Linked DNA regions of Homo sapiens: region 2 is linked to region 1. A link is a loop called in an ENCODE intact Hi-C map of the cell type or tissue named here. Cell type or tissue: PC-3. All regions are shown on one strand. Links, peaks and the distances in the headings refer to the core of each region. The heading gives the core; the rest is flanking DNA. Region 1 overlaps AK5 (adenylate kinase 5). Region 2 overlaps PIGK (phosphatidylinositol glycan anchor biosynthesis class K).

Region 1 (15,991 bases), core at 1-8,000:
GATACGGAGGTAAAGACAGTGGCATGATGATTCTAACCCTGTGTAGGCAGGCCTAGGCGAATGTGTGTGTCTCCATCTCAGTTTTTAAGAAAAAAAGCTTAAAAAGTAAAAAAAAAAAGACTTTTTTTAAAATAGAAAAAAACATAGAATAAGGATATAAAGAAAAAATATTTATGTACGTCTGTACAATGTGTTTGTGTTTTAAACTAAGTTCTATGAAACGGTCAAAAGTGAAAAAATTTTAAAAGCTTATAAAGTAAAAAGGTTATAGTAAGCCAAAGTTATTATTGAAGAAAGAAAAATATTTTACAAATGTAGCATAGCCTAACTGTACAGCATTTATAAAGCCTACAGTAGTATACAGTAACATCCTAGGCCTTCACATTCACTCAGTGACTCATCCAGAGCACCTTCCAGTCCTGAAAGCTGGATTCATGGTAAACACTCTATACAGCAAGTTTACCACTGAAATTTTTTATTCTGTATTCTTACTGTATCTTTGCCATATTTTGATATGTTTAGATACACAAATGGTTACCATTGTCTTACAATTCCCACAGTATTCAATACAGTGACAGGCTGTCGTGTGTAGTAGGCTATACCATCTAGGTTTGTGTTAGTACACTCTCTGATGTTTGCACAATGACAAAATTGCTTAATGATGCATTTCTCAGATCGTATCCTTACTGTTAAATGATGCATGACTGTGTGTGTGTGTGTGTGTGTGTACTCTCACATACACACATAAATATATACAGTCTACTCTCTGTATCCAAAGTTCTGCACCTGCAGATTCAACTAACCGGAGATGGAAAATATTCCCTCCATTGTCCCTGCTCTTACCTCGCATGGAATCTGGCCAGCATCCCAATACAGCTTCCCAGCTTCCTACGAAAATACTCCTGAAGACCCCCATAAATGAGAATAGTCACAAGAATTCTGAAAACTTGGACTGCTCCCTATCGCCAGTGGTTCATGTCTATGGTCCCAGCTACTTGAGAGGCTGAAGTGGGAGTATTACTTGGGCCCAGGGAAGTTGAGGCTGCAATGAGCCGTAATTGCACCACTGCAAACCCGACTAGGCAACACAGAGAGACCCTGTCTCAAAACAAACAATAAAAAAAAAATAGAGCAATGTTTACTGACTTTTGGTAGAAAAATAATTATTATGACTTAAATTATGTCCAGTCAAACTGTCATTTGTGTGTGAAGCCACTATAATGGCATTCTCAGATATTCAATGAGAAATTGAACTCAAAATTAGTTGAGTTACTTTAGCCAACTGAAAGAAGAATCAAAATTAAGAATTTAGTACAGAGAATTCAAGGTATACAAGTAATTTTGGGTTTTCCTTTACTTGTGTTAGACTCCAAACTTGGGGATCCAGTCAGTTATGAATTACCCAGTAGATTTTGCAACCAAGCGGTGAAATGTGACCTTATGGTACCTTCTGCTTCCACTTTCCTCAGTAATACCAGAAACTGCAGAAACTTCTCACTCTTCTTGCCTCAATTCATAGGGCTTCTCCTGACAGCATGGTGACCAGAACAATGTGGACCATTGCATTTCAGGACCTAATGGAAACGGTCAAACTATTTACAAAGTTGAGACACTGCAGCAGCAGAATTGCTGAGGAAAAAAGCTTATTATCTCCTCTACAAAAGCAGAGTTGCCAAGGAACTTGATTGTCTGTCTGCAAAACTCATGTTTAATGAGTCACTGGGCTCTCTTTTTATTTTTTTAATCAGTTAAGAGTAGCAAATAACGCAGGGACAGAAATAATCTGTTACCAGGCCCTCTTCATCTATGGCCTGGGGTGTTTCTGGGCTAATTATGCCATGAACAAAATGTATATAAAAATGGAAAAAAACCAAAATGTACGGAAATATATCATAATGTTCATTGGTGATTATCTTTGGGTGGAATAATTCTCAATAATTTTAATGTTTACCTTTATAGTCTTAAATTTTCTAGTTTGTTTCTTTTTTAAACAATGTGTAGTTGTTACTTATACTTAGGAAAAAAAGAGGCTTTAAATATCATTTGATACAATTCTGCCTATGCCACTTGAGATAGCTATTTCTGTGGTTTCTCTCAGCTCACAACGAGCCCTTCTCTCTGGGTATTCCTTGTCCTCCATCTGCTTCACAGGGAAGAGTCCCAGGTAACCATGTTTATATCAGTCAGGTCCTAATTCAAATGCTACCTCCTCAGACTTTCCAAACAGCTGCCCACAGTGCTCACTCCCAACAATGCATTCTGTTTTGTTTTATCCACAGAACTTGTTAGTGGTTGCTTTATTTTCTTGTATACGGTTTTGCTCTTTTTTTTTGAGACCGAGTCTCGTTTTGTCATCCAGGCCAGAGTGCAGTGGTGTGATCTTGGCTTACCGCAACCTCCGCCTCCCAGGTTCAAGTAATTCTCGTGCCTCAGCCTCCTCAGTAGCTGGGATTACATATGCGCACCACCACGTCTAGCGAATTTTTATATTTTTAGTAGAGACATTTGCCATGTTGGCCAGGCTGGTCTCGAACTGCCGACCTTGTGATCTGCCTGCTTTGGCCTCCCAAAGGGCTGGGATTACAGGTGTGAGCCACCGTGCCTGGCCTGTTTTTCTCTTTTCAGTGAGGGGCTTTGTCACGTTGACTGCTGTGTCCCCAGCACCAAGTGTCGTGTCCCACACATACCATATGCACTCAATAAAGTACAGAAAAAAATAAAAAAGCCCCCTGTGACCCCAGCTGCCTGTCCACAGCTAAGAGAGCCAAGGAGACCCTGAGCAAAGCAAGGCCAACCACATCATTTCTCTCAGGAATCTGGAGCTGGGAATCAGAGTGCCGTGGTAATGTGCAAATGCGAAAGCTGTCAGGTGGGCATATTCTGGCTTATAAGCCAGAGAAAGAAAAAAAACCCAGCTTAGAGAGAAGGAAACGGTGTTTGTGAAGCAGTAGGGAGCACTGTGAGCCTTTTAGGCCTGATCCCACACGCCTTCTAGGGCCTGCTGTGCCTCAGCCTTGAGTCTTCTAACCTTATAATGAAGTTCTGTGTTTCAGGTTAGGCCAGCGGGAGTTGGCACCTGCTACCTACAACCACAGAGTCTGGCTCAGTATTACCTACAATCACAATCATGTTTTTAAAATTCACAGCAAAAAGATGTGGTGAAAACGCCCCACAATGTTTGCCTCTGAGTGGTGGGACTACCTAGTTTTCTACATTTTCTTTGTTTCTTTTTTCTTTTTTTGGAAACAGGATCTCGCCAGTTGAGTGCAGTGGCACTATCTTGGTTCACTGCAGCCTCAACCTCCTGGGCTCAAATAATCCTCCCACCTTAGTCCCCTGAGTGGCTGTGACCACAGATGTGTTCCACCACGCCTGGCTAACTTTTGTATTTTTTGTAGAGATGGGTTTTGCCATGTTGCCCAAGATAGTCAAGAACTCCTAGGCTCCTGGCTGGGCGTGGTAGCTCACGCCTGTAATCCCAGCACCTTGGGAGGCCAAGGCAGGCAGATCACAAGGTCAGGAGTTCGAGACCAGCCTGGCCAACATAAGAGAAACCCCATCTCTAATAAAAATACAAAACATTAGCTGGGTGTGGTGGTGGGTGCCTGTAATCCCAGCTACTCATGAGGCTGAGGCAGAAGAATGGCTTGAACCCAGGAGGTGGAGGTTGCAGTGAGCCAAGATTGCGCCATTGCATTCCAGCCTGGGTGACAGAGCGAGACTCCATCTCTAAAAAAAAAAGAAACAAACAAAAAAAAACTCCTAAGCTCCAGTGACCCACACTCTCCTTGGCTTCCCAAACTGCTGTGATTATAGACATGTGCCACCACACCTGACCAGTTTTCTATATTTTATAAAGCAAGTATGTGTTACTTTTATAATAATAGACTTGGTCAATTCTAGTAGATCGTGTTCTATCCACTTTAGGAAGAAGAACTGAGAGGTGAAGCAGTAAAATGACTCACCGAAGTTGATGAAAGTGTGCCTGGGGCTTTCTGATGCACAGGCCCATATTCCCCCCGCCATCCCCCAGGGAGTCTTTGGCTGGTAACTGTGCTTTTCATCCCCAAATGCTACATTTCAGTTACTTATGGCCATAATAAATTATCTCACTAAGGTGAAAGAAAACTTCTTCTTGTAGGCTAATTCTAGTCAGTTGGGGGTGATGGTCCATACGGCTGTGTTGAGCAAGTTTCTGAGACAGCATTCAGACTTGGTAGGAAGTGCCATGACTGGCGAACGCTGCCTGGCCCAAGTGTAGTGAGGTGGGGAATGAAATGGAGGAAAGTTCTGTTCTAATTCTTTCTCAGATGCAGGGCAAACCTCTGCTTTATGAGAGGGAGAAAAACAGGCAGAAAGGGATACACCTGTATCACATGTACTTCCATCTCTGGTGTGCACGTTACAAGAAGTTCTAACTTTATTGTACAAGGATGGCATTATGATGACATAAAGAATAAGGGAGTGGCTGTATAAATTCTGCTTTGCTTTAAAAATTATCTTTGTTTGAAATTTTGCTGCACTTTCCTTAGCTAGCTGGTGGCCAAAGGGCTGACTTGTCATGGAGTGGGGGATGGAGGGTGTCAGATGATGGGTTCAATGTCAGCATTGCTGGGTAGAGGCCTGAGGGCGGTGCTTGTGGCCTATTTGTGGGCTGCATGGGTTGGCCCCCCCTGTGGCTTTAATTCCTAAATAAATCTCACAGAACTGCTGATTCATCTCACTTGCTTTCTTGAAGTGCATTCACCAGCCCCACCTAGTTTTAAGAAAGCTCCTTAAGTGACCCAGAGGTCCTCTTGGGTGAGCAGCCCTGTCTTGGGTCCAGTAAAACAACAGGGAGGAGGGGCAAACAATCCAAACAGCATCACAGGAGCAGGCCACAAGCTGTTACTTAGGAACCAAGGGAGATTAAGCTGATGCAGGAGGACTGGGCAAAAACCCAGAGGCCAGACAACAGAGTGGGCCAGTGGCTTTCTCCCTCTCCAGCGGCAAACAATCCTGTCCCCTCCCCTGCTTCTCCTGCAGTCCCCGCTCTTGTCACCCTAGCTACTGGCAAACCCCACGGGTACCTGCAGACAAATCTCAGCTTCCTGGGCCCAGCACACACTGTTTCTATGCTAGGTGTGTAGGGAGGACTGTTCATCTTTGCAGCTGTGTGGGTAGGGGATGGCCCTGGGCAGGGGCAGTGGGATGAAGCAGCCTCCCTGAGACTCTCTGGGAGTCCTGAAGGCTGAAGCTCACGCTGCTCTGCAGTCCGGGCTGGAGAGGTTTTACATATTTGTGCAGTGGATCATAATGTTACCTCACCACGCACCCAGCAGCCAGCATCTCCAAAATGCAGGGGAAGTTGAAGAGATGAGCCAGGGGACTGCAAACCTCTTTTCCACCATTAAATAAAATTTGTAGGAGGCCATTGGTTTGGACTAGGCTCCCGTTCTGGGCCCAACAGGCCGAACCAACGTGGAGTCATCCGTGCTAAATGAAACAAACAACTTGGATGTACACACTGTAACAGATGGCTGAGTTTTGGTAGTTCCAGCAGCTGAGCTTAAGTCAATAGTAGGTAGCCAGCTGATTCACATAAGGCTGTAACTAATTAACCTCAGTTCCTCACTTCTGTTTTCTAAACATAAATATTGCTTGACCATGTGGCTTATTCTTCAAACATTTTTCTGGTCCTGAGGTCTGCCCAATTCTAGAATCATGAATAAAAGCCAATGAAGATCTTTAAATGTGTTGTAATCTGGTCTTTTGGACACCACTAACTTAGAAAGCTCTAAGGAAGATTCCAGAAATCAGATTTGTCTGAGAACTCAACCCTGTACTCACGAGCAGTCATTTGTGAGTTTGTAGAATTCAGGTTGGAATAATACAACAGAGAGCTAAGAGGGATTTTCCAACTCTAAAAGTGGTTAAATCCTGAATTACTTAGGAATTTTCCCACCTTTACAAATCTTAAAAGTGGAAGAAATACCTTTCTTTTTTTTAATTTTTTTTTTTATTTTTTGAGACAGGGACTCTCTGTCACCCAGGCTGGAGTGCAGTGGTGTGATTTCAGCTCACTGCAACCTCTGTCTCCTGGGTTCAAGCAATTCTTCTGCCTTAGCATCCTGAGTAGCTGGGATTACAGGCACGCGCCACCACACCAGGATTTTTTTTTTTTTTAATGTTCCAGGCTGCTCAAAAGGTGGAAATCACTAGACAATCTAATTTTGGAAAGGCCTTTGCAGCCCTGAATTCTTAAGACATTGCTCTTATATAACAAAAACACTTTTGTTTATGTTTTTTTTTTTTGTTGTTGTTGTTGTTTTTTTTTGAGAGACAGTCTTGCTCTGTTGCCCAGGCTGGAGTGCAGTGGTGCGATCATGGCAAACTGCAGCCTTGACCTCCCAGGCTCAAGTGATCCTCCCATTTCAGTCTCCCAAGTAGCTGGGACTGCAGGCATATACCACCAAGTCCAGTTAATTTTTGCATTTTTTGGAGAGACAGGGTCTCGAAATGTTGCCTAGGCTGGTCTTCAAACTCCTGGACTCAAGTAATCCTCCTGTCTTGGCCTCCCAAAGAACTGGGATAACGGGTGTGAGCCATTGCACTTGGCCCTGTTATTAAAGATCGAAGTCTTTATTTTTAAAATGTGGCAGCCAGAGGTTATATAAAGCACAACAAATAAGTCTCAGGTTGCACATCAAGTCCTATTAATTGGCAGTAGCTGCCTGGAGTGCTGTGTTGACAAACATTCTCAGGCCACACCTGCTGACTGAGAAACAGTGCTGGGATCAACTAGCAATGGCCATGGATGTGGAAGTAGGGGATTATGTCTCTCATGCCACATATTTGACACTCAGTTAAATGCAGAGGCATCTTTCAGACTTCTATACCCAGTGTTTCTTAGGATTCTGGAAAGCGGACCATTAACAGAGTTAGAAGATAAGAATTCATTATCAATGGTTTTCCCCCAAGGAATCAGTAATGTAGCTTCCTCAGAGACAAGTTTGTTATTTATTGATGATGTCTCTTATCCTGTGAACAGCAAGAGATCCCACTCTCCCTTCTCCAGTTCGAGTACTCAGGATTTTGTTCCTGGACAAAAGCTCACTCTGTCATCCTTATGGATTTGTTCCTGGATACTGTTCTAGCCTCTCAGTGGTCTCCTAGCCTTACCTTCTTGCATCCATTCCCCATAAGGATGATGGATTGAGCTTTCTAGATTGAAATCCTGATTATTCCTGCCCCTTTGGTAGTTCCCATCACTCAGAGGACAATTATTTGCTCCTACATATGATCCATCTTGATCTAGTCCTTGCTTGCCTCTCCATCTCCATCTCTTAACCCTCTTTTCCTTGGCACTTTATGTCACAGCCTCGTGGAGTTACTTGGTTTTCCTGACCTTCTCCACTTGGGGCTTCTCTGGTGTGGCGTGCACCCCCGCTTCAGAGACTCAGCCGAGTCCTCCTCAGGCCACCTTCCTGGATCCTTTCCTTTCCCCTTACACTGGAGGAAAGGGCCCTTGCCACACATTCTGTGCTTGCTTTGATCTCATTGTGTGATCACACGTTTGTCTCTCTCTCCTACTGAAACCCTAAGCTTTGCAAGGATTCAAGAATCTTATTTATTTGCATCCAAACCACTAGTGCAATTGATGGACTATGGGTTCCTGATACATAGTTATGGGATGAGTGGAAGGATGAGGACTGGGCAGTTTTCCCAAATTCATAAAACTGATGGTGACTCAGCAGAGAGCTCATGATCACTAGGTTGATACACTCATTTCCTCACACTATCTTCATTGTTTTACTTAATTACCTGCTCTCCTGGCCCCATATGCAGCTTCTTCTAAAAATGTTGGTTATCACAAGAAATTGAGGCAAAGGAGCCAAGAGCCAATTGTGAACGATGTAAAATTATAGAAATTCAAAGTCATTGAATCTTAGCTCTAGTGAATAATCTCACAGTCCAGAGTCAGTGGCAGAGCCTACGTCTCATCTATGCCTCCCTCCCTCCCTGCCTTCTTCCCTTCCTCTCTCCCTCTCTCTCTTTTTTGGGAAAAAGGAGTTGTTTTCAGCAACTATAAGGGGATCTGTGAAAATTATATGACCACCTTTTTATGGTCTATATGACGACAGATATTTAATTTTGATTGAAATAGAAGTGAAGAGTAAGGGATTCATAATTTGGTCCAAATTCTTGTTGTTGTTTTCTTTGAGACAGGGTCTTGCTCTGTTGCCCAGGCTGGAGTGTAGTGGCACAATCTCAGCTCACTACAGCCTCCACCTCTGGGGCTCAAGCAATCCTCCCACGTCAGCCTCTTGAGTAGCTGGGATTATAGGCATGTGCCACCATACCCAGCTAATTTTTTGCAGAGGCAGGGGTCTCACTATGTTGCTTAGGCTGGTCTTGAACTCCTGGGCTCAAGCAATACACCCGCCTTGACTTCCCACAGTGTTGGGATTACAGGCATAAGCCACTGTGCTGGGCCTTTTGGCCCCAGTGCTGCAGCTGCACAGAGTTCTAATTCCCAGATCCCTTAACTAAAATGTTCTCAGCTTTTTCTCTTTTCTTGGAAAAAAAAAAAAAAGGTAAGCGGCTCATTTCAGAGGAGAAAGTGAAGTGACTCGCCTTGTGTAGCTGTGTTTTTGTCTCGTAGTAGGCGATCACGGGGATGGACGCTCGGTAGTAGGCTTCTAGGCGCTTGGCGATGGTCTTGGTGGTGTCGTCCACAGGCAGGCTGCTCCGGCTCCTTTGGAGAAGGCGGTTGGTCATGGTGTCTGCCGAGCAGTCCATACAGATCACCAACTGTGGGTCTCCAATCTGGAGATGGGAGTGGAGCACAACACAGTCAGAAACCTCACCCTGCTGATGTTCTGGAAAGGCCCAGGGCCTCTGGTTTTTCCTTTCTTGGCCTTCTGGTTCCCTTCAAGGTCCCAGCATTACACTATGGTGCAGCTGGGACTGGACTCCATAGCTCCCCCCTTCCAGGTCAGTTCCCTTCTACACACTGCCTCAGAGCTGTCTCTTGCCCTCAGCTTTTAGGCCACCTCACGTGATGCAGACGAGTATATGCCACCCACTGCAGCCACTGTCTGTCTTCTTCTGCACTGAGAAGAAAGGAGTATGTATGTGTGAGGGGGTGTTTCCTCTAATGTGAAGCCTTTCCTGACCACCTGAGGCACAGCTAATCACTTCTCCTTCAAGCCACCGTGATATAACAGCCACAGGTGGCATTCTGTGGCTGTGCCTGTACTGTGTCAGGTGAGTGGGGCATAATGCTTTAGCACACAGAGGCTGGAATCAGGCTGCTTAGGGTCAAACCCTGGTGTCATGACTTGTCTCCAGGATGGGCTTCATCAATTCGTTATCTCACTTTACTTGTAAGCTACTCTCCCACTGAGACACAGAAACACCTTGAATCTGACCTGTAACTATTTTGACCAACAGACTGTAGCGGAAATAATGTCCATGCTTTTAGAGTCTAGGTCACAAGAAAGTTTGCAGTTTCTGTCTGGTTTTGTGGAACACTTGCTGCAGTGGGGAGTCCGCTGCCATCTAAGATGTCCAACTATCCTGAGACTGCCAGGCTGAGAGGAAGCCCAAGTTAGCCATGTGGAGAGGCCATGTGGACGGAGATGCCCTACCAGCCCCCAACTGTTTTAGATATCCCAGCCCTGGCTCCAGACATGGATCTCAGCCCCAGCCACTGTCTGAGTGCAATTGCATAAGGAACCCCAAGTGAGAACCAGCCCGCTGAGCCCCATAACTTCCAGAACCACGAGAGATAATAACAAATTGTTCTTTAAAGTTTTTATTTTCTTTTCTTTTGTAAGAGATGGGGTCTCGCTCTGATGCCCAGGCTGGAGTGCAATGGCTATTCATGGCATAATTATAGTGCACTATACAGTCTTGAACTCCTGAACTCAAGTGATCCTCTTGCCTCAGCTTCCGGAGTAGCTGGGGCTACACACACATGCCACTGTGCCAGACTTACATATTGTTCATTTAAACTGACTTCCTCATTAACTAGAAGTCTGACTCAACTTCTCTGCATCTGAGTCTTCTCATTCATACAATGAGGATGATCATAGGATTGCTGTGAGGATGAAATAAAATTAAATAAGGTAACATACGTATGCTCCTTGGCATACAGCAGACACTCACTAACGATTCACTGTTACGCTTATTTCCTCTATGAGGCTTAGGTTCCCCGTGTGCAGGGATTAAGAATTCTCTGCTCCTAGTCCCAAGTCTTGCACACAGTAGGTGATGAAGAAATGTTTTAATGAATGAGTGATGGTGGTATGATCTGTGTTATGAGTCTCCCCATCTCCATATCCTTCTCTTAAATGTTCTTTTGTCTCTGGGACATGCTTACTTTGCATCCTCCTCCAACCCTGGATCAGAGGAAACCATTACTCCCCCTGACCTTGCCACATTCGAGCTGTGAGTAAATGAAGGCTTGCCACCACTGTAGAAAGTGTGTGGGGTGGGATGAGAACAAAGTTCAGTCAAGAAGAGGATGTTTAGGCAACACGGAGAACTCGTAATATCGTGAGTTGCCAGACAGTGTTGGTCAAACATTTATCTACCTCCTCTGAGGGGTGTACTTTAAGGAACAGAGTGGAAACATTCTCCAAAATCGACAACAGTGCAATAAACCTCTGGAATAGGTCATGCGACTTTTCTGTCTGTATTAATTGGAAGGAAAAAAAAAAAGAGCATTTGTGCAGCAAGAAAGGCTGGGTGAGGGTTTAGGAAAAAAATGACCCTTGTTCACCAGCAGAGGGCGAGCTTGGGAGGCGGCTTAATGTTCTCCCTGAAACAACTTTGGGTTAGGGTTGCATGAGACAGCCAGGCGATTTTTCCAATTGTGGGGTTATTTTCAGGCCATTTGTGGGGACAGGAAAGATAATTCAGGGACACAGGTACAAACAGAGATTATATGTCACTGAGCAGGAGCCGGCAGCAAATGACCTTTTAGACCAAAATAAGCACGGGGCAGAGAGGTAGCTTTTTCTTCCACACTGATTCCCAAAGTGTGGCCCACGGACCAGCAGCATGTCATTTGGAAGCTTGTTAGAAATATAGACTCTCAGGCACAACACGCGACCTGCTGAAGCAGAATCTGTTTTTTTTTTTTTTTTTTTTTTTTTTGGTGACAGAGTCTTGCTCTGCAGCCTAGGCTGGAGTGCAGTGATGTGATCACTGCAACCTCTGCCTCCCAGGTTCAAGCAATCCTCCTGTCTTAGCCTCCCAAGTAGCTGGGATTACAGGTGTGCACCACCACACCCGGCTAATTTTTGTATTTTTAGTAGAGACGGGGTTTCACCATGGTGGCCAGGCTGGTCATGAACTCCTGACCTCAAGTGATCCACCCACCTCAGCCTCTCAAAGTACTGGGATTACAGGTGTGAGCCACCGCACCCAGCCTAGAGTCTGCATCTTAACCAGATCCCTAAGTGAGTCTTCACAGCATCATAGTTTGAGAAGCTACTCTGACAAGCCATTTTCCTGTGCCAAAACTAGGGGGTTTGACCTAACCTCTCTCTCCTGGAATCAGCACTCTCTTCCTATATAAAAAGCTATCGATCAGTTATTCTATTTGGAAGTGACCTGAACCATTTGTTTTTAATACCTAAAATTTTTTGAAATGTTTCAATGAGATACCATCTAATTTTTTTCAAAATGCTTCGCTATGTATCATTAGAAAGTCCCTTGGAGTAGCTGTCTGGTTCCTAGCTCTGCTCTTGTTTTCACCGGACTGTGGTTAGTCTTCAACATCAAGTAAGCAGACGAGCAGAGAACTCTGCCCTTGGCTGAATGAATCAGAGACTTGGGGACATTGGCCTGCCCCCAACATCACCCTGCTGGCACCCTGGGGCTCTGGCACCAGCCTCACCGGATTCTCCATGGCCTTTGGTTTTCAGGGGACCTTAGTTAGAGCACAAGTGCCCTTGGAAGGGCTGCTGAGATGCCATCAGCAACATTTCAGCAGCTGGCTATGCTTCACTGTGCTAAGGGCTTTACAAACAGCCATCCCATAAGCCCTCTGGCGCTCTTGCCGGGAAGTATGATTATTCCCACTTTAAGGATGAGGAAATGGAGGCCCTCAGAGGTTAACCTTCCCAAGGTCACTAGGGACTAGTGAGTGACAGGCCTGAAGCAGATACATGTAACCCCAAAGCTTGGTGACCTCACCCTGATGGAGAGAGCCAACGCCTTCAGAATGAAGTTTGGGCAAGAAGCTGAGTGGGCCAAATGGAACCAGGAGAGGGGGGTGGGGCCGTGGGAAAGGGAGCGAGTGGGGTGGGGTGCCTACTCACTTATTTTATTTTTCAGAAGCTGCCTCTGCTGCCTCTTGGGATCTAGTGGGACTGAGAGGTGACAGCATGCTGGCAGCCCTCACAGCCCCCGCTCGATGTCAGCGCCTCCTCCGCCTTGGCGCCCACTCTGGCCGCGCTTGAGGAGCCCTTCAGCCCGCCGCTGCACTGTGGGAGCCCCTTTCTGGGCTGCCCAAGGCCGGAGCCGGCTTCCTTAGCTTGCAGGGAGGTGTGGAGGGAGAGGCGCAGGCGGGAACCGGGACTGTGCGCAGCGCTTGCAGGCGCGTGCGCAGAGCTCCAGGTGGGCGTGGATTCCGCGAGCCCCGCACTCGGAGCGGCCGGCCGGCCGGCCGGATGGCCGCAGGCAGTGAGGGGCTTAGCACCTGGGCCAGCAGCTGCTGTGCTCGATTTCTCGCCGGGCCTTAGCTGCCTCCCCGCGGGGCAGGGCTCGGGACCTGCAGCCCCCGCCATGCCTGAGCCTTCCCCCCCACCTCCCCCTGGTCTCCTGCGCGGCACCAGCCTCCCCGACGAGCGCAGCCCCCTGCTCCACGGCGCCCAGTCCCATCCACCCTGAGGAGTGCGGGCGCAGGGCGCGGGACTGGCAGGCAGCTCCACCTGTGGCCCAGTGCAGGATCCACTGGGTGAAGCCAGCTGGGCTCCTGAGTCTGGTGGGGACTTGGAGAACCTTTATGTCTAGCTAAGGGATTGTAAATACACCAATCGGCACTCTGTATCTAGCTCAAGGTTTGTAAACACACCAATCAGCACCCTGTGGATAGCTCAGGGTTTGTGAATGCACCAATCAACACTCTGTATCTAGCTACTCTGGTGGGGACTTGGAGAACCTTTGTGTCCACACTCTGTATCTAGCTACCCTGGTGGGGACTTGGAAAACTTGTGTCTAGCTCAGGGATTGTAAACGCACCAATCAGCACCCTGTCAAAACGGACCAATCAGCTCTCTGTAAAATGGACCAATCAGCAGGATGTGGGTGGGGCCAGATCCTAGCCTGCAGTGGCAACCCGCTGGGGTCCCCGTCCACACTGTGGAAGCTTTGTTCTTTTGCTCTTTGCGGTAAATCTTGCTACTGCTCACTCTTTGGGTCCACACTGCCTTTATGAGCTGTAACACTGCGAAGGTCTGCAGCTTCACTCCTGAGCCAGCGAGACCACGAACCCACCAGAAGGAATAAACTCCGAACACATCCGAACATCAGAAGGAACAAACTCCGGACACGCTGCCTTTAAGAATGGTAACACTCACCGCGAGGGTCCACGGCTTCATTCTTTAAGTCAGTGAGACCAAGAACCCACCATTTCCGGACACAGGACCACACTCATCCTTGCACCCCTCAGGGCATGAGGGCAGCCCACCAGCACAAGGACATGAGCATTGTGGACTGTGATCATGGTTTTGCTTTGGTCATTCCAGCAAGTGGAGCGGGAGGAGAAGTTTGCCCTCCTGCCCTCTGACTCCACCCCCACCTTAGTTTTCTTCTGATTAAGTCAGAATGGGGGTTAGGCCACGTTTACCAGTGGGCAGGAGCTCTCCATGCCATCCAGGAACTCTTTGTTGAGAATAACAACTATCTTATTCTTGGTGTATGCCTCAGTTTCCTCATTTAAAAATGAGGATAATAATAGTATTTGACTCACAGGACTATTGTGAGGGTTAAATGAGTTTGTACATGTAAAGCGCCTGACTCACTTCAAACACTACATAAATGGGAGCTAATGTTATTTAAGGTGGGCTTTGCAACATAGTCATCCTTTTGACCTGTAAAGTATCCCACTGGTCAGATTTAGGTCTAGAAAGAGTCAGCGGCCTCACTCAGGCTTTTAGCCTAAGTCGCATGCTACAGCATGTTTACCAGAGTCTCCCTGTGCTGGCAGGAAAGGGCCCTGGCTGAAAAGAAAGTGGCATGCCTATTTCTCATTTGCTCTCACCTTGAGGTATGTCCCCTTGGGGGAACCTCACTAGAGGAGGAATATCTGGGTCATTCCAGCATTCCTGAATACACAACCCTAATGATAGTAATACTACTCAATTGATATATAACTTCTCCCCCCACACACCATTACGCAGCTCTAAGTTCTGCAGTGAACCGGGAATCAGAAGAGAGCAGAAACATCTCAAGTGAAAAATCCTATGTGGCCTCCAGGGCTCCCCACAATTCTAAACAACTAGAACACACCAACTGGACATTCCCTTGGCCAGACTCAAACTTTGTGTATGTGTGCATATGTGCACGTGTGTGTGTGTTAAGAGCTCATTCTGAAGATTAGAATACACTTATAAACAGAAACACTGGTTCTGTCAATGAAGTGTCATGAGATAGTTGAGAGTAGTAAGGCAGAGGGATCACTGTGAAGCCATCATTCCCACCTCCACGAGAGTTATGTACATATTCTGGCTAAAGGCAGAATTTCAGCTAAGAGTCTTTTGGGAGGGAAAAGCCAAGAGCAAACCCATGCATTCTACTTCTATTAATATGACTTCTGTTAATATGACTTCCATTAATATGATTTCTGTTAATATGACTTCCATTAATATGACTTCTGTTAATATGACTTCCATTAATATGACTTTTGTTAATATGACTTCTGTTAATATGTGGTTAATTTGGCTGATGTTGAGTATGAGATTGGCTTAATACAGGAAAGCATTTCAATTTCACACCAGGGAGTCAGGCTAAGCACAGAGCCCTTCTCAAGATGGTAAGAATCTATAAAATGGCTCACGCCTATAGTCCCTGCACTTTGGGAGGCCGAGGTGGGCAGATCACGAGGTCAGGAGTTCAAGACTAGCCTGACCAACATGGTGAAACCCCATCTCTACTAAAAATATAAAAATTAGCTGGACGTGGTGGTGGGCACCTGTAATCCCCGCTGCTGAGGCAGGAGAATCACTTGAGCCCAGGAGGCGGAGGTTGCAGTGAGCTGAGATCACGCCATTGCACTCCAGCCTGTGGGACAGAGCAAGACTCCGTCTCAAAAAAAAAAAAAAAAACCTATAAAACGGGGGTCCTAACACCTGTTAAGTAGGACTGTAAAAATTAATCAAATGAAATGTGTAAAGCATCAAGTTCAGTTTCTGGCGCATTGTAAGTACTCAAAAAATAATTACTATTCCTATGTTCTGTATGATTTTAACTAAGCAAAAACAGGCAGAACAAAGCTTGGGGAGAACATACATTAAATATTAATAGGTATTATCACTGGGTGGTTAGTTATTCTTTGTTTTATATTTTTGTGTATTGTTTCATACTATATAATTTTTATTTCTATAGTCAGAAAAAATACACATTATTAAAAAAACTGTAAAGACTTATTGAACACCATATGTAGGCTTATAAGTGTGTAAAGGCACTTGTCAAGGATCCCATCCAATCTTCCCAACAATCACTGAGGTATGTATTTCCAACCAACATTTTGTAGAAGAGGAGAAGGAGATCTACAAAGTTAGCTGACTTGCTTACCAGCCAATGAATTACAAAGCCAGGCTCCAAATACAGGCCTGTTCACACCAGAGTCACTATAACCAGGGGTTCTCAGCTGGAGTGGGGAATGAGGATGGTGATCAGAAACCCTGACTCCTCCCTCATATTCCTTCTGCCTCATTACACACATCTACATGCATACATGCATTACATACATGTACATATACACAGCCCCTCCCCC
Region 2 (8,000 bases), core at 1-8,000, 370 kb after region 1:
CCTGCCTCAGCCTCTGGAGTAGCTGGGACTACAGGCGCCTGCCACCATGCCCGGCTAATTTTTTTGTATTTTTAGTAGAGACAGGGTTTCACTGTGTTAACCAGGATGGTCTCGATCTCCTGACCTCGTGATCCGCCCGCCTCAGCCTCCCAAAGTGCTGGGATTACAGGCGTGAGCCACTGTGCCTGGCCAGAAATATTCATTTTTATATTGCCATTTGGAGGTCAATTCAGTCTTGTTTAACAAAGGAATATATGATTGATATTTATTTAATGTAAATTAATGATCTCAAGTTTTAAAAAAGAGAAGATGTATTTTCTGTTTTAAGAGGAATGACTCACTATTCTGTGAAAATGAATCAGTAACAGCTGAAGATCTGATCTTTGAACGTGACAGGGTTGGAACACTTTCAAAGTAGAAATCTAGCCAATTTTCAAGAAAAATAATGTTTCAGTTTTGAACTTTAATGTATTTGGAACATATGTAGCAGAACATTTTCTTCTTGCTGTCTCCTGCCAAACTAATTACGTATGCCACATTAATTTTTCCCTTATGCTTGGGAAACTCAAGATATGGTAGAATGGAGAATTTCCTGATTGTTACTCACCAGTTTTAATGGTAGAGTGAAGATGAGAAGTATCAAAGAGAGATTTTATTTCCTTCTAAAGAAATTATATGCAAAAATTAAAACATTTCATTCACTTAAAATTATTTACTGAGTACATACTGTATGTCAGGCCCTAGTATGTAGTATGAGTGATACAGTGGTGAACAGGACAGATATAGCCCCTGCCCTCAGAGAGCTTATATCCTAATGGGGGTGGTGGTGATAGGAGATGATGGGGATTTCAGATTCATAGATGTCCTGAAGAAAATAAAACACACAATAAGATAGAGTACCATAGCTAAGGCTGGAATTATATGAAGATCTGGGAGGAGTGAAGTCTAAATTTGGTCAGTAGCCACTTAAGTGGGAAAGGCTTGGCATATTCTAAGAACAGAAAGGCCAGTGTGGAGGTAGCATAGAGAATGTGGGTGGTAGAGGCTGAAGTTGGAGAGACAGAGACCAGATTATATGAGCCTTTTAGATGATGTAAGGAGTTGCAGTTTCTCTCTAAATGCAATGGGGATGCATGGAACTGCAGGTGAACAAAAATAAAAATAAAAAAAGATATAATGGGGAGTCCTTGGAAACTTTTAAGTGGGAACATTTAATAATTTGACTTATTTAAGGAAGATCACTCTGGGGGCTATTAGGAGAATGAACTGAAAGAGGGTGAGAGTAGAAGCAGGATGCCAGGTAGGGAGCTATTCCAGCATCTAGCCAGAAGATGGTGGTTGCTGGTGTTAGGGAAATGGAGTGGATTTGTGGATCTTGTGAGGAGTGATTGGCTTGGAGGTGTGCTCTTGTGCTAAACTGATTGTACTTGCTGATCAGTTGCATGTTTTTATACTCAAGCATTTGGGATTCTGAAAGTTAAATTCTTTGGGACATCATAGTTTAACGTGGACTCTGTAAGTCTTGAGAATGTAAAATTTTACTAAAAAATATTTTTGATGCTTAAGGAAGACAGTTTCTTTAGCTTCCCTTTGCTATGTGGCATAAAGTATACATTGTTCAGAAAAACATTGTAACTTGAAATTCTGTTCATAAGTTTATGCCAGATTGCGCCAATTTCTCTACTTTAAAATGTATCGCACACAAGGATATGAAAAAAATAATTAAAGTGCCTTCATAACTTTATGCCAGATTGCACTAATTTCTCTACTTTAAAATATATAGTACACAAGGATATGAAAAAAATAATTAAATTGCCTTCAACTATGTAGTTGAAAATTTTTTTTTAAGGAGGAGAAAAATGAACACAGTAGCTACATGATATAAATAAATTTGTGTTTAACTTTTTCCTTTTATCTAAATTATATATTTACTGGATTTTTTTTCCCTAGTCACATTGTCCTAATGCTTGCAGATGATATGGCCTGTAATCCTAGAAATCCCAAACCAGCTACAGTGTTTAGTCACAAGAATATGGAACTAAATGTGTATGGAGATGATGTGGAAGTGGATTATAGAAGTTACGAGGTAAATTCTTTAATCTAGCCACATTTTTAAAATGGCATTGTTACTTTTAGGCTCTAAAACAATGGCAGAATAAAATTGTCTTATTATTTTTCTTTAAATTTAATTGTCACTGAAGCCTTGATGTAACTTCTCTGAAGTTCATATTAAGGCAATGATATATAAGTAAAATATTAAAACATGAACATTTTATGTTTTTATCTAGGACAGAAAAACTTTATATTGGCTTCAATGTTAGAGTATTATAGTGAGTTTTCCTGTGTCAACTTTCTTTTACAGTAAATATATTTTATAGTAAATGTGTATTTTTCATATTTGACCTAAAATTCCAAGTTTATTAGTTTTAGTAATTGTATTAATTGTGGAAAAACTATAGTGACTATAGTTTCAATATACTTCCAGTGTTTTTTATGAATATGTGATAAGAAATAAAAATGTAAATGTAAAAAATGGTATTATACTCTATTTTCTCCCTTTGAAACTTCATTTTAAATATAAAAGATTGTGAATACGCTTAATATTTGAAGTCTTCTTTTATGAAGTCTTCTTAGATAATCCTTCCCCTTTTACCAAGCCTACCAAAAGTAAGACACAATTTCCTGTGTGTTCCTAGACCACTTTTGAAGCAATTTTAAAAGCATATCTATCTCCTCCTAGACTGTAAGCTAAGAGGGCCTGTGTCTCATGTATCATATAGCTGGCAAGTACCTAGAGCCTGGTGTTAGGCACTCAAAAATGTTGGCTCATTGAATTAAATATGTATGTTTAACCTTTTACTTGTTTATTTAGTCATATTTTAGGAAAATATAGGCCAAACATTTTCCTTCCTTGTTGGCCAACAAGAATTCCTGTTAAAACAATTAGCATTTTGCTGTCTTGCAGGAAAAATGTAAATCAAACAGTTTACACACGCACAAATGTGTATACATACAATTTATACACTCATGTTCTAGGAAATAGTTGAACAAGAAAACTGGATAGATTTTCTACTTTTTAAATGTAGATATGCATAATATATGACTCAGCTGTTGGCTTTAAATCAGTGTTTTACTCTCTATAACTTTAAATATGCCTTCAAAGAATCCCAGAGGGATAGAAATTCTAGATTGGGAAAATCTCGTTTAAAGTGTTATGAATTTTTTACATGTTAAAGATACCACTAACAAAATCTGAGCAACAAAGTGCATTCAAAAATTAAAGATACGTAATTTTGGGGAAATATATATGGAACTTTTTTTTTTTCTTTTTCAACCTTTATTTTAAATTCAGGGGATATATGTGCAGGTTTGTTACAAAGGTATATTGTGTGATGCTGAGGTTTGGGGTATGATTGAGCCTGTCACCCAGGTAGTGAACATGGAACTATTTTATTTCATGGTTAATCTATAATTGACTAAGTAGTTGTACAGATTAGCTGCAATAATGTAGTTGAATTTATTTAAAAATTCTTATATTTTGTATCTTCCCACAGAATTGCCTATGCAGAGGGATTAATAATTTTTATTTTTTATTTTGCTAGAGCTGGAGTCTTGCTCTGTCACCCAGGTAGGAGTATAGTGGCCATGTCATAGCTCACTGCAGCCTTGAACTCCTGGGCTCAAGTGATCCTCCTGCCTCAGCCTCCTGAGTAGCAGGGACTACAGGTGTGCACCACCTTGCCTGGCTAATTTATTTTATTTTTCCAGAGATGGGGGTCTTACTAGGTTGTCCAGGCTGTTTTTGAACACTTGGCCTCAGGTGATCCTCCTGCCTCAGCCTCCTGAGAAGTTGGAATTACAGGTGTGAGCCATCATGCCCAGCCAGATAAATAATTTTGCAGCTTTTTAGTAGTTTTTAAAGGCAGCACTTCACATAGCATTTAAAGTTTTAAATTCAGAACTTATTTTTCTCCAAGGTAGTTTTACTTTGCTTGTTTTTGTTTTTTGTTTTTTTCTAAGAGACATAGTCTTGCTCTCTTGCCCAGGCTGGAGTGCAGTGGTGAACTCCTGGGCTCAAATGAGCCTTCTGCCTCAGCCTTCTGAGTAGCTAGAACTACAGGAGCATGTTACCATACCTGGCTATTTTAAACATTTTTTGTGTGTGTGCATAGAAATGGGGTCTCACTATGTTGCTTAGGCTGATCTTGAACTCCTGCCCACAAGCAGTCCTCTTGCCTTGCCTCACAAAGTGCTGAGTTGATAGGCATGAGCCACCATGGCCTGCCTTCTTTGTTAGTTTTTAGTACTTTTAAAAATAGTAACAAAGTTACTTGGAGGTATATGTTTAAATGAATATATTTTAATTGAGTTATATAATTTTTGGGTGTTTTATTTTCAGTTGGTGCTGAGTAATATATGGAGAAAGAACAATGAACATTTTTGAAAGTAAAAAGTAATTTGTCAAGATTTCCCAGGTTTTATTTCATCTGATTTTTCTTGTTTTTTCCCCCTTAGGTAACTGTGGAGAATTTTTTACGGGTATTAACTGGGAGGATCCCACCTAGTACTCCTCGGTCAAAACGTCTTCTTTCTGATGACAGAAGCAATATTCTAATTTATATGACAGGTAATTTCATAATTTAGAGTTTTTATAGTAGAGTATATTGAAACTCTTTGAAAAGAAAGGCAAATGGAAAGAAATTTAAACACGTGAAATGATTTTTGGTTAAAATGGTTTCTCATGTAGTTATATTTTCCATAATGTAGAACTATTTGAGATGATATCTGAAAACAGTATAACATTTTGTGCTGTTCCTGATTTTCTTATCTCTATATTTTTTTACTATTGACTTGGTAAACTTAGCACCTTTTGCTTGGTATCCTGCTACAGCATCCTTCAGTTTTGTTCTCCTGCTAATCATCCTGTGAAAGTGTCTAATAGAAATTGCAAATCTGTCCCTCTTCTGCTTAAAACTTTATAATGGTTTTCCATCTCAAATTTTGCTGTACATGAAGATTACCAACTGTAGATACTTAGGCCTTATTTTAGAATTCTTACTTAATTTTCATCTGGGTTGGGATTCATGAAATTGCATTGTGGATATACTCCTCAGATATGAGATACAGTAGTCTTTTGATTATACTTTGAGGAATATTGGAGATAAAGTGTACCATAATATAATATAGTTATCATATGTATTACACATAATAATATATGTAATGATTTAGCTATATTATTTAGTTTGTCTTAGTTCTTAATACTTTTTCTAATTCTCTTCCAAGCTTGAATGTTCTGTCCTTCAAACATTTGTTTAAGCTCTTGCATTTGCTTATGACGTCTTTTCAGTCCACTTTGCCTGCTTGATTATTCCATATGGTTTTAGTTTTAGCTCAGGAGTCACTCCCTTCCATGACTTCCTTTCTAAGTCTAGGGTGACTGATGTTTCCAATTACCTGGGACAGTTGTAGTTTACACCTGTTGTCCCAGTGTTATTATTAATAGTTTCTGCTTTCTCCTTCAGAATTGGTATGAATAACACAGCTTACATTTTTCTTATCTAAAGATATTTCTCTTCTCCTTGGCTGGTCTGGACTTTCCTCTGTGCATGCCCATGTTAATTTTTAGTTTCTTTCATAGCATTTAACTTACTATTACTTTATTGTTTGGGTATCTGTTGCCTTCACTGTATTTTGAATTCCAAGATGTCATTGATTATATATTTCTTGCTTTTTTTTTTTTTTATCACCAGTTGCCTGTCTTGTAGTAGTATTCGGTAAATATGGATGTTAATCAAAAGATGTTCTATAAATTTTTTGGAGGGCATTCCATTCAACTGATGATAAAGCAGGTGCAGAATGATTCTTAGATATCACATGTCAACATAGTTAATGACCCCTACTTAGTGGCTTTTCTCTATCGTGTTGCATTTATTTATAACTTTCAAGGCTTAATTTATAAACTTTATAAATTAACTCAATAGAGTTAATGAAGCCAGGAAAAATTTTATTTTACTTTATCTGAAAATTACAAGGAATTTTCAAGCTTTTATGGCAAACAAGATGAAGTGCAGTTTTTTGTAGCTTAGCTTTATTTGATGTACTAAACTAAAGGATTTATTATTATTATTTTTTGTTTGTTTCCTGATTCTGTTGGAACTCTTTCAGGGTAACTGCAGGCTTGGAACAAATTCCAGTAGTTGAAGATAGGATTTGATAAACTATGGCCTGTGAACTGGCTGCCTGTTTTGGAAGTTTTATTGAAACACAGTTGCATCCATTTGGTTTACACAGTTTCTGTGACTGCTTCCATACTACCACAGCAGAGTTCAGTAGTTGTGCTAGAGACAATATGGCTCACAAGCCAAAAATATTTACTACCTGATCTTTTGTAGAAGGTTGCCAGGGTCTGTAAGAGAATAAAAACGTTGATAATTATGATAATATGATAATAATATTTATGGAGGCATAGTATACGTCAGGCAGTATTCTAAATCATTGTGGCTATTAACTCATTTCATTCTCACAGCAGTGCATTGACTTAGGTGCCGATATTCAAGGTTGCTGTATGTGGTTGTGTGGGTTGTATAGTGCACCCAAGAATCTGGCCAGGGTGTTAAGTGGGAACTGAAATCTCGTATGTGCTTACACTTACTAAGCGATCTGCCCTACCACAGGGTTGTATTCTAATGGAAGGGAGGGATACTTTTTTCTCCCACAAAGGCATAGTCAACTAACCACTTGTAAGCCTGCAGGGCTGCATGTATCCAAGAGGAAGGTGAGGAGACTAGTTTTTTTTTTCTACTTTCATGCCCAGTTGAAAGTACCTTTTAAAAACCTGTGCAAAGCAACTGTATAAGTAAGCTAATGATAGTGTTGCAGATACATTTCTCACTTTATGGCTGAGGAAACTGAAGCATAGAAATATTAAATTATTTTCCTAAACTAACATGGCATAGTTACCATTTGAATCCAGGCAACCTGCCTCTAGATTGCATACAAATAGCACAATCTTCTGCTCCACCTCTTGTAGTAAAAATGTGGGACTAGCTAATGTCTTCAGCTTCTTTCTCATCAAAAATGTTTGCCTGGTATTTGAAACATTTTGTGAATGGAAACTCATTTCTGATATAATAATGGAGCCAGTGGAAGAGCATAAATATAGGTTTCTGTAATTGAATATTAGAAACCCTATTAAAGATATTATATCTGCTATTTTATATAGTCTATCATTCTCTTTTTAATTGGCATAGTAGAAAATTCAATTTGTTTGTTTTCATAGTATACATTTTAGAGTATAAAATAACAAGCGATGTCAAAATGTAATGAATGAAGTAAATGTATATATCTAGATATATGCAGTTTGCATTAAAAAATCTATTGATCTTTTTTACTCTTTATACAAGGGCATGGTGGAAATGGTTTCTTAAAATTTCAAGATTCTGAAGAAATTACCAACATAGAACTCGCGGATGCTTTTGAACAAATGTGGCAGAAAAGACGGTAATTAGCAAATTACTTCTTTTCATAAGCTATATTCATACCTAATTTTCACATGGTTCGTAGATTTGTAATTTTTATTTTTTAAGATTTTTAACTTATTTTGACAATTTCTTTGACTCTTTTAAATTTACATTTGTTATTTCCTCTGAACTGGGTTGTTTTTAAAAGAAAAACTGAGAGTTATTCTATAACATGAAATAGTTAACCTTTTAAGATTCCATCTCTTGTTATTTAGCATCTTTTTTAGAGGAAATAAGTGTCCCTCCAACCAAGTTAGCTATTATTATGGAGATTATGAACATCTGTTTATTTTTCAACTTGTACCTATTCTTTCTAGCTCATTCTTTGGCCCCTAATGTTATAGACGTATTTCTTCTATGGAAAAAAAAATCGCTGAAATTATGATTAGCATAAAATTTGTAACAACTCACATTAAGGATGATTGTTAGTAACCCTTGCTAAGCATCTCTTTAGTTGGAAGCTGTCATGCATATGACTGT

What was found. Peaks named below come from ENCODE experiments on the same cell type or tissue, not always from the same donor. Only the 100,000 strongest peaks of a DNase experiment are listed, where the experiment ranks them.
Region 2: it touches region 1 in a loop (2.8-fold over the local background); 18 of 110 quality-filtered maps call a loop at or near these places.

What each region holds. Positions count from the first base shown.
Region 1 is chr1:77,528,664-77,544,654 of GRCh38, reverse strand. It overlaps AK5 (adenylate kinase 5), which reads right to left. Exons shown (of 14, transcript NM_174858.3): 13 at 8,617-8,808. Among named protein-coding and RNA genes, the nearest start is that of ZZZ3, 150 kb to the left of the region's middle. In PC-3, for the core only: no CTCF peak of the experiment used is centred there; DNase peaks (open chromatin) are centred at 3,964, 4,724, 5,274, 7,664 and 2 weaker places; H3K4me3 peaks cover 1,523 bases; H3K27ac peaks cover 5,634 bases.
Region 2 is chr1:77,163,346-77,171,345 of GRCh38, reverse strand. PIGK (phosphatidylinositol glycan anchor biosynthesis class K) reads left to right here. Exons shown (of 11, transcript NM_005482.3): 4 at 1,951-2,086; 5 at 4,516-4,627; 6 at 7,404-7,500. Among named protein-coding and RNA genes, the nearest start is that of PIGK, 52 kb to the left of the region's middle. In PC-3, for the core only: no CTCF peak of the experiment used is centred there; no DNase peak of the experiment used is centred there; H3K27ac peaks cover 323 bases.